Linked DNA regions of Homo sapiens: region 2 is linked to region 1. The links are chromatin contacts, found by Hi-C or POLR2A ChIA-PET in ENCODE. All regions are on one chromosome and are shown on one strand. Each heading gives the region's core, a stretch centred on a gene start or an enhancer-like site at or near the end of the contact. The rest is flanking DNA. Distances are from core to core; before and after follow the strand shown. Region 1 overlaps LINC01681 (long intergenic non-protein coding RNA 1681). Region 2 has its middle 120 kb from the start of GORAB.

Region 1 (6,226 bases), core at 2,774-5,273:
GTCTCTTAAGAGAACTAAGCTCAGGATGGATGGTAGTAATGCAGAGAGAGAGAACAGCACACAGAAGCAGTTTGGTGATATGCCAAGGGAGACATGCTGGATCTCCAGAGAGAAGAGGAGGAAAGCTGTAGAATGCATTTTGCAGTGTGTCTAGGACCCACATAGCCAAATATTACAGTGGGAGAAAAGGAGCTGAAGCATGAATCAGTCTGCAATCCAGCAAAAGATTTTGAGGAGAGGACTGAAGTAACGAGCTAGGGCAGCGATTTTGCATTTTATAAGGACTAGAACTTAGAGTCAGTCGTTTTGGTTAATGGTGTCGGAGTACATAGAACCTTGTTCAGAAATAGGTCAAATATATTCAGTTGATTGTCCATGTGTGGTCCTTTGGACTATGGGACCAGGCTTAAAATTTAGGAGATGATGATAGTGGGCGGTCCAATAGAATGTTCCAAGAGGAATTAACAAGAACACCTCAAGAGAAACTGACTTTAAAATCTTTACTAACTAGATAGTTTATATTTGATTAAAAGATGGATAATTGCTTATAATCAGAAATGTATACCTGCAGTCTAAATGCCATTTTGCTACCTACAAAGCCATGGAAAATTAATAGGCAATTTACTCTTGACTTGGAAGAGAATTATATAATTTTAAAAGTGTATTTTTTTCTTAATTGTGTCATCCCATCGCTGATATCAGCATTTGTTGAGCATCACTGACTAGAAAAGAGATGGAAGTTAGTAAAACAAGCCAACCTAGCATTAAATTGCTCCTCTGAGAGTAGAATATGTTCTTCATTTATTGACTATGCATAGGATTTACAAAATAATCCCAGGCACTTGGGGATACAGAATAAAGATTACTGATTCCTGCCGGAGCCCCAGAGGGCAAGGCTGCAGTGAGCTGAGATCCCGATGCTGCACTCTAGCCCAGAGTAATAGAGTGAGACCCTGGGTCAAAAAAAAAAAATGTACTGATTCCTATCCCCAATGAGATTATGGTCTAATGGGAAAGAAATAAAACATACAAAATCAACACAAATACACACAAATGTACACAGCAATTACAAGAAGGAGGTGACTGTATGGAATCAAGAATTAGGCTGATTAGTTGGGGAATGGTTAGGTAAACCTCAAAAGATGTATAAAGGAAATAGGGATATAGTATGAAGGTTGTTATCAATGTACTTTTAGAGAAAATTTTAGTTTTATGACACTCCTTAATGTCTAAACCTGTAGCATGTAATCTCCAACATCTAAGAAAGTTTATTTCTAAGACTTACCACCTAATACCCCCAAATAACCACAACGTTTAAAGATATGTTACCAACCTCATGAACTGCTATTTCTCTAATTAAAAAAAAAATCTAAATTACATATCACAGAGCTTGCTATGGTATATTAGTAGATATATGTATGAAGACATACATATACCAACTCAGACTTGCCAGGTATCAGCAGTTGTGGTATGGATAGTATAGGATTTCCCTCTGTATCCCATCAATTCTTCCTTTTGCCCTGCCTCCCTTTACCATTACAATGAACATTCCAATGAGCATGCGTTTGCGCACTGGGACAGCTGCAGAAAATCATATACTGCGGCCGGGCGCGGTAGCTCACGCCTGTAATCCCAGCACTTTGGGAGGCTGAGGCGGGCAGATCACGAGGTCAGGAGATCGAGACCATCCTGGCTAACACGGTGAAACACCGTCTCCACTAAAAATACAAAAAAAAAAAAAAAAAAAAAAAAAATCAGCTGGGCGTGGTGGCGGGCGCCTGTAGTCCCAGCTACTCGGGAGGCTGAGGCAGGAGGATTGCTTGAACCCGGGAGGCGGAGCTTGCAGTGAGCCAAGATCGCGCCACTGCACTCCAGCCTGGGCAACAGAGCGAGACTCCATCTCAAAAAAAAAGAAAAGAAAAGAAAAGAAAATCATATACTGCAACCTATTTAGAAGCCTGATGTGAACATGGTTTTAACTGTCTTCTGCCTTGAATCTTCTTTTCTGTTTCTCCAGGCCAGAGGAATTGGGAGAAGGATCGTCAATCCATGACGTGGCTTGTTTTAATAACTTCATCTCTTTACTAGTCAGTGATGCTTAAGAGATGCTGATATCAGGAATGGGATGACACAATTAGGAAAAACAATACACTTCTAATGTATTTCTGATCATAATTATGTCCTCAAGACAAAATTTCCATAAAGGAAGAAATTAAGAGCAGAGACAGTGAGAAAGCATATCCTTTGTCCAAGGGGTGAGCCAGAAGACATATCCCATTAGGAAAATAATGAACCAGAAATAAAAAAGCATTAATACAAAAGAATCTAGAAAAAGCTTGGAAGGGCTCTGGAATTCTACAGGCTGTGGCAGTCATTTGCCTTGCCAAAAACCCGCCCAGCTGTTCTTTAAAAAAGAAACAATAAAAGCCCACAGGGACCAAAAACATTGGCTAATAATTTTTGAATCCATCTCCAAAATTTATTCATCTCTGCCAAGGTCAGGTTTGGTCACCGCATGACTGGAGGTCTGGGCATGCTATTCCCAGTTTTATTTTTACAGTAGTTATGGAGCCCTTTATATTTTCAAGGGCCCTCCTGTCACTTATTACCCACCCATCCAGACCACCCACTCACACTCCCACACACAATATGTCCAGACACACCCACAAATACCCAGATTCTTTCAACCTTATGGTGGTTCAGGCTATAGGAATACTGTTTGCTCCAAAGGACTTTGCTTTACATACTTGGAATTTTCCAAAATAAATCTGTTTCCCTCTCTGGGGACCAATCTGTGGATGTTACCACTAGGCAAACATTTATGGAGCACCTACTGTGTGTAAGGCACAGATGAATGTGTGGGCTAAAAGAAACTCACCAGGAGGCAGAGAAGTCCAAGAGTTCCACTCTGCTGAGGAGGCATGTGTGTGTGTGTGTGTGACAGAGAGACTGTGTGTGTGTGTGAGAGTGTGTGAGAAAGTGTGTGTGTGTGTGTGTGCACGCTTTGGGGTGTATATCTGAATCAAGAAAAATTTTCTTCCTGCCACCCACGTTTCCCCTTTCCACCTTCCTTTCTCTTGTCTCCTTGGTTCATTTTTTTCTCTCTAGTTCTTCATCTTGTGTAAGTATATGTCTCTATTGTTTCCATCCCTCCCCTGTCTTTTTTTCTGCTAAGACAAAACCACCCTAGAATCTCTGTCTGATATGGAGGCTATCACTGTGCTTTTCTCACTTCCTTAAAAACCTTCATGAGAGTAGTTGCTGTGGCCATACAAGTCCTACAAACATAAAAGGAGGGAAAAATGCTTGTCCCAACTCATAAAAACTGGCTCTGAGGACACTACATTCCTCCACATCCTACACATTGGTATCTGCCTATCGGAAAGACCAGGAAGGAGGTGCTCCCGCTGCTGCTGTGCGGTGCAGAACGCTGACTGCAGTGTGGACTCGCAGCCTTCCCAAACCTCCCTGAGCCCTGACCCCTTAAGATAATTTATGAGGTGTCAGGATATTCTGACCACAAGGTCGGAATAGAATGGTTTTTACACGTCAGCTGCCATGAAAGAGAAACAATTTAATTCTGTTTCACTCTGGCACTGTCTGTTTTCACAATGAACAGGGGATTTGGGTCGCCTTGAGATTATTTGTCTAAGCACAGACCAAGACTGCTGCTAAGACTTGAGATGTCTGATTTCCACTCTGGCTTCCTTCTCCTTTCTTCCCAGATAGAGAGGGAGGCACTTGCCTTTCCTATTGTACCAAAATGGGACCGGAGTCCATTTCACCCAAGCAACTGCTGTGTGCTGGTGAATAAAGTAGATTTCTTATGTCACTTCCATCAAAGAGTGGTTTGAGTAAGGAAGGGGTATGAGAGAGTCCTCTCCTAAATTCAGCAGGCCCCGTGGTCTCGGCCAAATCGTGGTCTTGAGTCTGAAGCAGTGTTTCCCTTGGCTTGGAAGCTCAGCCTCCTGGCTCCTCTTGAAGCTACAGAACCATAGACATTCCGCTGAGTAGCCTGAAGCCCTGCCTGCCAGGAAAACCCAATGTCTCCTTGGAGAAATCTCAGAGTAGGAGTGCAGCTTCACCCAGCAGCCAAGAAGACAATCTCAAGGCAAGTCGGCTTTCCCAGGACCTCCCCCGACAACCCTCTCCTCTAAGCCAGACTGGGAAGGTCATCTGAGAATCACAATTTGACATATGATTTCACTATAAAACACTCACCCAGGAAGCTCACATAATAGGAAGGGGTCCCTGGATTCCTGAGCCTAGAAGCAACAGGACTTTTGGGATGGTTCATGTGGTCTTCTTTGCTAAACTCATCTTCTGGGATCTGGCCACATGTCAGGCACTAGAAATATGTTTTATCAATATTTTAAAATGTAAATGGAATGAAGTAAATCTCTACACAGATAGGTAATCATCTTTAAGAAATATTAAGTGAAAAAGAAAGGGTACGACACAGAATAATATGGTGCCATGTGTATAAAAAGAGGCAGCTAGATAGTAAAATATACTTAATTAGACATAACTTAGGAAAACAGAAAGAGCTTGTTTGAGAGTCTGTCTTTAGAAAAGAGAACTAGAAGCCTGGGGGGATAGGAATTCAAATGATTTTCTTCTCACTACATTTTGGGGGGTATTTTTCGAACTTTTTTTTAACCAAAAACTCATGCTACAATTTTCAATTTAATTAATAAAGTAAAACCCCAGATAAGGTAAAGGGAAAGGAGGAGTAAGATGGAAAGCAAATAATTTTAGCTTAATGCCAGGCCAGCCAATTCTCAAAAAACCTCTCCCCTCAATTAAAGCAACAAATTCTTGGTGGGAAGGGTAAATAAGCTATTTTGTAAATGACCTCTTTGAGTTCCCTTAATAGTAGTACTTAAGTGCTTTTGGAAGAATTCCTTACTTTCATGTGGGTGAGAAGATTACTCCCCCCACAAAAAAAAATCAGTCAATGGGATAGCGGCTCCTATAATTTAATATCCAATAAGCCTCAGTTTCAAACAAAGTGCTGAGTCAAACTGGTTTGCTTGCCCTTCTGCTCTAGTCAGAGTTTCTAAAGTTTCTTCTCTCTACTATTGTCCCAGTTATAATTATCTTTCCCATTTCCAGACAATGTTATTTATCCAAGCCAGGGAGATGTATAGGAAAGAGCATTGACTCCTAGGTAAAATAGCATATGGTACTACTCTGTCTCTGTATTAACATGGAAAATCATTTCATCTCTCTGGGCTTCAGTTTCCTCATCTGTAAAGAGAAAGATTTGAATGAGATACATTACCTTAAAATGCCTTAAATATTATAAGTCTCTAATTCTATGAAAATACAGTTATTAGGCTGCATGCAGATGGAGAATGGAACATTCTGCAGGCTTGTCATGGAGTTCCACAGTTCCATCTGACCATTAGGCAGACGCATATATGAAAATACCTTCTGAATTAATAATTATGAATAATTGGGCTGCTGTCCCAAAGATAAGACTTCACCACTAGACCACAAAAACAAGATTCTGAAAGTCCATTCTGCCTTGCCATATGACAAACAGAAGAAACTACTACATTATAAGAACTACTACATTCAGAGGTATCCTGATATTGCCCCAAGACCTTGGAATGGATGGCCCACTGCTCCATTCATTATCTGAGAGGCAGAGCTTGCCACTGAGTGATACATCCCTGCTTAGACAAGAAATGCCACCAAAATGAAGGTCCCTCTTCCCATTCTCCATCCCATTTCAGGTGTCTGGAATATCAGAAGGTATTTCTTCTATGTCAGTGAAAGACAATGTACTCTGGTAGAGCAGCCTAGTAGTGCTATTATGGTCCAGGTGCACCAGAAAGCCCAGTGACATGGTGAGAAAGAGAAAAAAAGAACTGCCAGGACAGTAGTGCCCATTAACCCATGCTATTCTCAGAGGCGATGACCTAAGAACTCAGTGGGTAAGCAGCCAACCTGAAACATGTCTGATTATTATTTTGCAAATTTCTTCCCCTCCAACATGTTTCCATTCAAAATATAACTGATTCTCATTTCTTTCCCCAAACATTGCAATTTATCATTGCCATGTGTGTCCTTTTCTCCTCAACCTTATAACACAGTCTTGATTGGTCTTCTTTATTAGCTATATTTTTACCATTTATAACCTTGCCATGGCTTCAGTATTCTAAGACGCTAGGTAAAACACAGACACTAGACAGATAATATAGTCCAGGGGTTAAGAACA
Region 2 (6,226 bases), core at 1,338-3,837, 200 kb before region 1:
TCTAGATTCTAGGCTTTTTGTTCATAATGTATTGTAAATATTGTCTATGAATTTGTGACTTTTTTACTTTTTTGGGGTTTCCTTTTGATGTTCAAAAGTTCCTAATTTTAATATAGTCAAATTTCTTTACTTTTCTTCATAATTAGCATTTTAAAAATTTTGTTTAAGAAATCCTTCTCTGCCTTGGGTTCACGAATTATTCTGCTAGTTCTTTCTAAAACTGTAAAATTTTTCTCTAGAGCTATATGGATTTTGTATGACTGTGTAGTATGAGATATAATCTTCTTTTTCTTATGAATAGGCAAATGGACCACTACTATTTATTGAACAGTCTAATCTTTCCTCACTAATCTGTAACAAAAGCTCTGTTATATATCAGGTTTCCATATTTGGCTGAGTTTATTTGGGGCTCTGTATTTCATTCCACTGGGCTATGTGTTTATATCTGTACCAATAGCATATTTACTTATTAGATTAATTTTATATTAAGGAAAGATTTCTGGTGTGGTGAGTCCTTTCAATATAATTCTTTAAGAATATCTTGGCTACAACAAGCTTCACAAAATGAGTTGGGCAGTTTTCCTCTTTTTCTCTTATTTGAAAAAGTTTTGTGTAAGATTGAAATTACCTGTTTCTTAAATATTTGATCTAATTTATCTGAAAATGTCTTTACCAGGTGCTCTATTTGTGAGAAGATTTAATTGGATTGAATTCCTTTAATAATAAAAAGTTCTTCAAGATTTTTATGTCTTCTGTCATTTGGTTAAGTTACATTTTTCTAATAATGTGTGCAGCTCACCTAATTCCTCAAATTTATTGGCACAGAGGCTTTAATGATAGTCTCTTGCTATCTTTTTAAACGGAGTTCCTTCTCCAGTTGTGTCCTCTTTTGTATTCATAATATTATTCATCTGTGCCTCCTTTTTTTCCCTTTAATCTTACCAAAAGTGGATCAATTTTATTAGACTTTTAGAAGATACATTTTTGGCTTTTTTGATCCTCTCTATTGGATCTTTGATTTTTCTTTTATTAACGCATCACCATTCCTTCAATGGTACATTTCTTTCTGATATTGCTCTAATCCTTTAGCAAATAACTTCATAAATGAGTTCACAGTTTGCTGAAGGAACAGGTGACAGGTTAAGGAATTTCACACCATTCCCTCCCTGACTTTAGCAGAGATTGGCTATTGCCCAGTTGGGCAGAAAGTAGCTTTGGGTTCGACAGGGTGGTATATGGTATTAGGAATATCCATAACATCAGAGTCTGAAGAGGATACACATATGCCTTTGACAGCCCTAATCACATTACCATACATTTGATACTAAGATTTTCTTACTTGCTTGTTTAAACTACATACTGGTGAATTTCCAAAAATGCAATTTTTACCTATATGAGAGAGATAACAATTTCCCACCGATTAAATATTTTGACAGGGTGAGCGATTAATAAGGGAAGACAAGGAGATAGAATTGCTGAGGATGGAATGAATTCTTGAAATGAATACACTTGACTATGAGATAAAATGAAAAAATAAAAAGAGGAAGAAATATTGGCAATTATTTTTCATTCACATAATAACTTACAGTTTTCTTTTTCAGACATCTGAATAAGCAAAACCTCATTTGATTCTCTAATAGCCCCACTATCAGTGAGTTGGGTAAAGCAAGTATTCTAGAGAATATAGAAGGAGAAGCAAGTACCTGGGGGTGGTTTCCTTAGGAAAGGAAGTCATCTGCTTGACTGAAGACAGCCTTAATAATGAAACAACTGATAAATTTTTAAAACATTTTGTCGAATTGCTGTGATGCATAGAGTACCTTGAATAGATTTTGAGATGAACTTGATTAACAGGCAACTTGTTTCAATTGACATAACCTTCCTGAGAGTCATCGTTATTCCTTACACTGATTTCCTCTTCAGAATCTAAGATATAATATACATCTTTAATTTATCTCATCACTCTAGTGAGGCACCTTCCAGCATATGCTTTTGAATTTGTTAACTGAAGGCATATCTTGAGTTTGTAATCCATGAAAGCTGGTATTAAAGACAAAATAAATATACTTCAGGAAAGATAACATTTTTCACAACAGATGTGAGAGCAAAGAAACTGCTGACATGTTTATTAGCAATGGATAAACTGAATGTTTCAGTTTGGCCCAGCACCCAGAAAATGCAGATGTGTATCCAGATGCAAACCTCTAGAGTCTGCAAAATAAAATTTGTATTGGACATTTTACAAGATCTTTGGCACTTCCTGCTTGACAAGAAGTACCCCTGAGGGCCACCTATCTCATGATATTTAGGCAGTTTTTCCCCTACTCTTGTAAGAGCCAAGAATTGCAGAGGGCAGAGGGCACAGTACAAAAAAAAAAAAAAGAAAAAGAAAAGAAAGAAAGCAACAAAGAAAGGAAGAAAGAGGAGGAGAAAAAAATAGAAATGAGAAGTTTACTGAACTTTTTTGACCTTCAAGTTAGGATTTTTAAAAAGTGGGTCTGGAATATGAGATGACTCAGTCATCTTTCTTCACCCTAGGTTATTTTTACTAGTTGTGAACACACCAAGCATTCCTTAGCTCTTGCGAACATTTATTTGAATGCGTAAGGTCTCAGTTTAATTCCTGTCTTTTCCCTGGTGGGAAAGTACTTGACTAAAGTCTTAGCTAATTTCAGAATGCAGTGATTTTTTTTTAATGTATGGACAAATCCTAACCAAAAAGTAAGGCTCCATATAGGAATCTATGCTTTTAACAATATCTATTTAGGATAGAAAATACATTAGAGAGTGTCCAAAAACTAAATAATTTGGTATTGTGCCTACTCTAGGGGGATGTATGGCTGAGTTAATTAAATTATTGATTAAAGAATCTTCCTTACAACTCATTTTCAACAAAGAAGGAGCCAAGAACATACAATGATGAAAGAACAGCCTCTTAAATAAATGATGCTGGGAAAACTGTATATCCATATGCAGAAGAATAAAACTAGGACCCTATCTCTCACGATATACAAAAGTCAAATAAAAAGGAATTAAATATTTAAATCTAAGACCTAACACTATGAAACCACTAGAAGAAAATGTTGGGAAAATGCTCCAGGACATTGGTCTGAGCAAAGATTTTTTGTGTAAGACCTCAAAAGCACAGGCAACAAAAGCAAAAATAGGCAAATGAGATTATATCAAGCTAAAACACTTCTGCACATCAAAGGAAACAATCAGCAAAATGAAGAGAACCACAGAATGGAAGAAAATATTTGCAGACTATCCATCTGTCAAGGGATTCAAAACCAGAATATATAAGGAGCTAAAACAACTCAATAGCACAAAAACAAATAATCCGATTTAAAAATGGGCAAAATATGTGAATAGACATTTCTCAAATGAAGACATATAAATGACCAACAGGTATATGAAAAATGCTCAACATCACTAATCATCAGGGAAATGCAATCAAAGCTACAATGAGATATTATCTCACCCCAGTTAGAATGGCTTTTATCAAAAGACAGAATAACAGATACCGGCAACAATGTAAAGAAAGGGGAACCCTCCCACTGTTGTTGGGAATGTACATGAGTGCAGCCACTGTGGAGAACAGTATGGAGGTTTCTCAGAAAACTAAAAATAGAACTACCATATGATCCAGGAATTCCACTATTGCGTATATCTCCAAAAGAAAGAAAATCAATATATCAAAGAGATATCTGCACTTCTGTGTTTATTGCAGCACTATTCACCATAGCCAAAATATGGAATCAAACTATGTGGTCGTCAATGGGTGAATGGATAAAGAAAATGTGAGATGTATATAGATGTGGTATACAATGTGATCTATCTATCTATCTACAATGAAATATTATTCAGCCATAAAAAAAGAAATTCTGTAATTTGCAGCAAGATGGATGGAACTGGAAGTCATTATGTTAAGTGAAACGAGCCAAGCACACAAAGACAAATATCACATGTTCTCACTCATCTGTGTGACTTATAAAAGTGGATCTCATAAAAATAGAGAGTAGATTGATGGTTATCAGAGGCCAGGAAGGGTAGTGAGGAGGGGGTATGAAAAGAGATTGGTTAATGAGTATAAACATGCACCCAGAAGAAATAGGATCTTGTGTTCAGTACAACAGTAGGGTGACTATAGTTAACATTAATTGATTATACATTTCAAAGAGATCGAAGAGAATAATTAGAATATCTTAGCATAAAGAAAATATAAATATTTAGGGTGATAAATATCCCAATTACCCTGATTTGATTATATGAATATGTCAAATTATCATATGTGCCCCCAAAATATGTATATGTAATACATATCAATAAAACGAGAATCTGACTTTTCATCAGTTAGTTTTTAAAAAATTAACAACAGTAATAGATATAATTTATTCAACCACATAAGCCAAGTACTGTGCCAATTGCTTTACATGCCGATAGTAACAATTGCTAACATTTGATCAGTTAGCGTGTTACTCATTATGGTAAGCTGTTTACTTGCATTATTTTATTTAATTCTTTCAAAAATTCCTTAAAGTCAATTTCACTATTATGTATATTTGCTGTATGACAAGACTAAGGCTTAGAAAACTTAAGTGATTCTGTAAGATGTTTGACAATAAATTTAACTGAGGGAAAGCTGTTTTGAGATGTTTGGATTGTTTTTGTAATGGTGAAATTATTTTTGTGAACTTGTTTAGAACTTAGAAGGCCTTGAAAGTTGCAATGGCATTTAATTCATACACCTAACAAATTACATGCTGATTTGCTCATGACTTGTCACTACTATTCTCTCCTTGGTGCCAGGAGAATATGAATCTGTAGTGAGTTGTTCAAATAACTGCACTTCTTTGAGGCACCAGGACTCAGAAACCAAGAACCCAGTAAAGAACGTGGGGTCAAGACAGAAATTAGTACACAAAAAGTAGATATTTAAAACAATAGATTTTCATCAGATCAAGCAACAATAACCAAGTGAAAGTGTTATTTAAAAATTGGTGATACAATCCCCAGGAACCCCCTTCATTGTGGCTTCTGGCTTTCTTTATTTTATATACAAACTTGATCCTAAAACATCTGTGCTTAAAAGTCATCAACATGGATGAAATTTGAGGCTTCATCTTGAATTGATGTCTATGTGTGCATGTTTCTGGTACAACAGCAATGCATAAATGTATTTTCAGGATTGTTTAGAAACATAACATTTTAAATATTTGTTTCAACAAGACAAATGTAACATTTTAACAATTTTCATTACAAATATAGTGATTGTGAAAATGTGCATATGCTTGGTCATTTACCTCACTCACCAGACATGCTCCTACATGACTGTGGCAGTTGCTAACGTTCAAATCCACTCTTTAAAAGTGCAGATTTGCACCACTAAGCAGATACCAAAGAATGCTTTAGAAGCTGTTATGGCAACACAAAAGGAGTATTTCCAAAAAAAGTTTGGATTGAGAAATAGCAATGTCATTAGAATAAATATGTTGTCTCTTAAGGCAATGACTTTCCTAAAATGTAAAGGGAAAAGTATTTCCTTTGAAAATGCCAAGCCTTATACATTTTCAACATTTGTTCTCAAACTTCAATGGGTATAAAATCATTTAGGAATTGTATTAAAACAAATTTGCAGGTACTATGGGATCCAAATCTCAAATAATTCAGTGGGTCTGCAATGGCATTCAGGAACCTGTGTTTCAACAAGCTTCCCCCAAGGAATTCTGATGCATGTGATCAACGGGCAATTTTCTGCAACACACTAATCTGGATACATTACTAACAGCCACATCCTATACACCCAGGAATGTAACTTTACTATTTCATGTTTTCTTTCCTTAAACCATCTTGACATAGCTTAAAACCATGTTTGGACTCCCTCAGTTATTTCCAGTTTCAACTCAAGTACAATAGTTGACCTTTTCACTATGACTTTAAGCCAGTAATTCTTACTGGATTACAAATAAAATTCCTCAGATTCAGAATTGTAATCCCTCCGTAATGTCCAGGACTACAGGCTTATAGCTTTGTCTGTGCCTGAATTGTTTTTTAGTGGCCCTTGGGAGAAAAGCATGGTTTCATGGGGATAACAAGTATGTATGACATGGTCCCCACTTCGAGGGCACTTCTAGAGAGGGAGAAAAGTTGTGTGTGCAAGTAACTAAAATGTCACAAATCATAAAAGTCAAATGAATAGTAGAGTAGCATTTCCTAAATCATGTTT

The links. Hi-C counts contacts between places; a loop is a spot of excess contacts on that map. ChIA-PET counts read pairs that join two places held with the same protein, here RNA polymerase II (POLR2A). Pooled maps may share reads with other maps.
Region 2: a map of cardiac septum shows a loop between it and region 1 (4-fold over the local background). The contact joins two enhancer-like sites. A Hi-C loop is called at or near these places in 4 of 168 maps with a recorded cell type or tissue (Right ventricle myocardium inferior, cardiac septum, esophagus muscularis mucosa and 1 more) and 3 of 50 pooled maps. POLR2A ChIA-PET finds 5 or more read pairs at or near these places in 2 of 52 experiments (BJ and GM12878).

What each region holds. Positions count from the first base shown.
Region 1 is chr1:170,211,553-170,217,778 of GRCh38, reverse strand. All of the region lies in intron 1 of LINC01681 (long intergenic non-protein coding RNA 1681), which reads right to left. Among named protein-coding and RNA genes, the nearest start is that of LINC01681, 40 kb to the right of the region's middle. Within about 2 kb of position 4,023, at least 5 of the 41 ENCODE cell types and tissues checked have a DNase peak (open chromatin) inside an H3K27ac peak, as active enhancers do.
Region 2 is chr1:170,406,957-170,413,182 of GRCh38, reverse strand. No RefSeq gene overlaps it. Among named protein-coding and RNA genes, the nearest start is that of GORAB, 120 kb to the left of the region's middle. Within about 2 kb of position 2,587, at least 3 of the 41 ENCODE cell types and tissues checked have a DNase peak (open chromatin) inside an H3K27ac peak, as active enhancers do.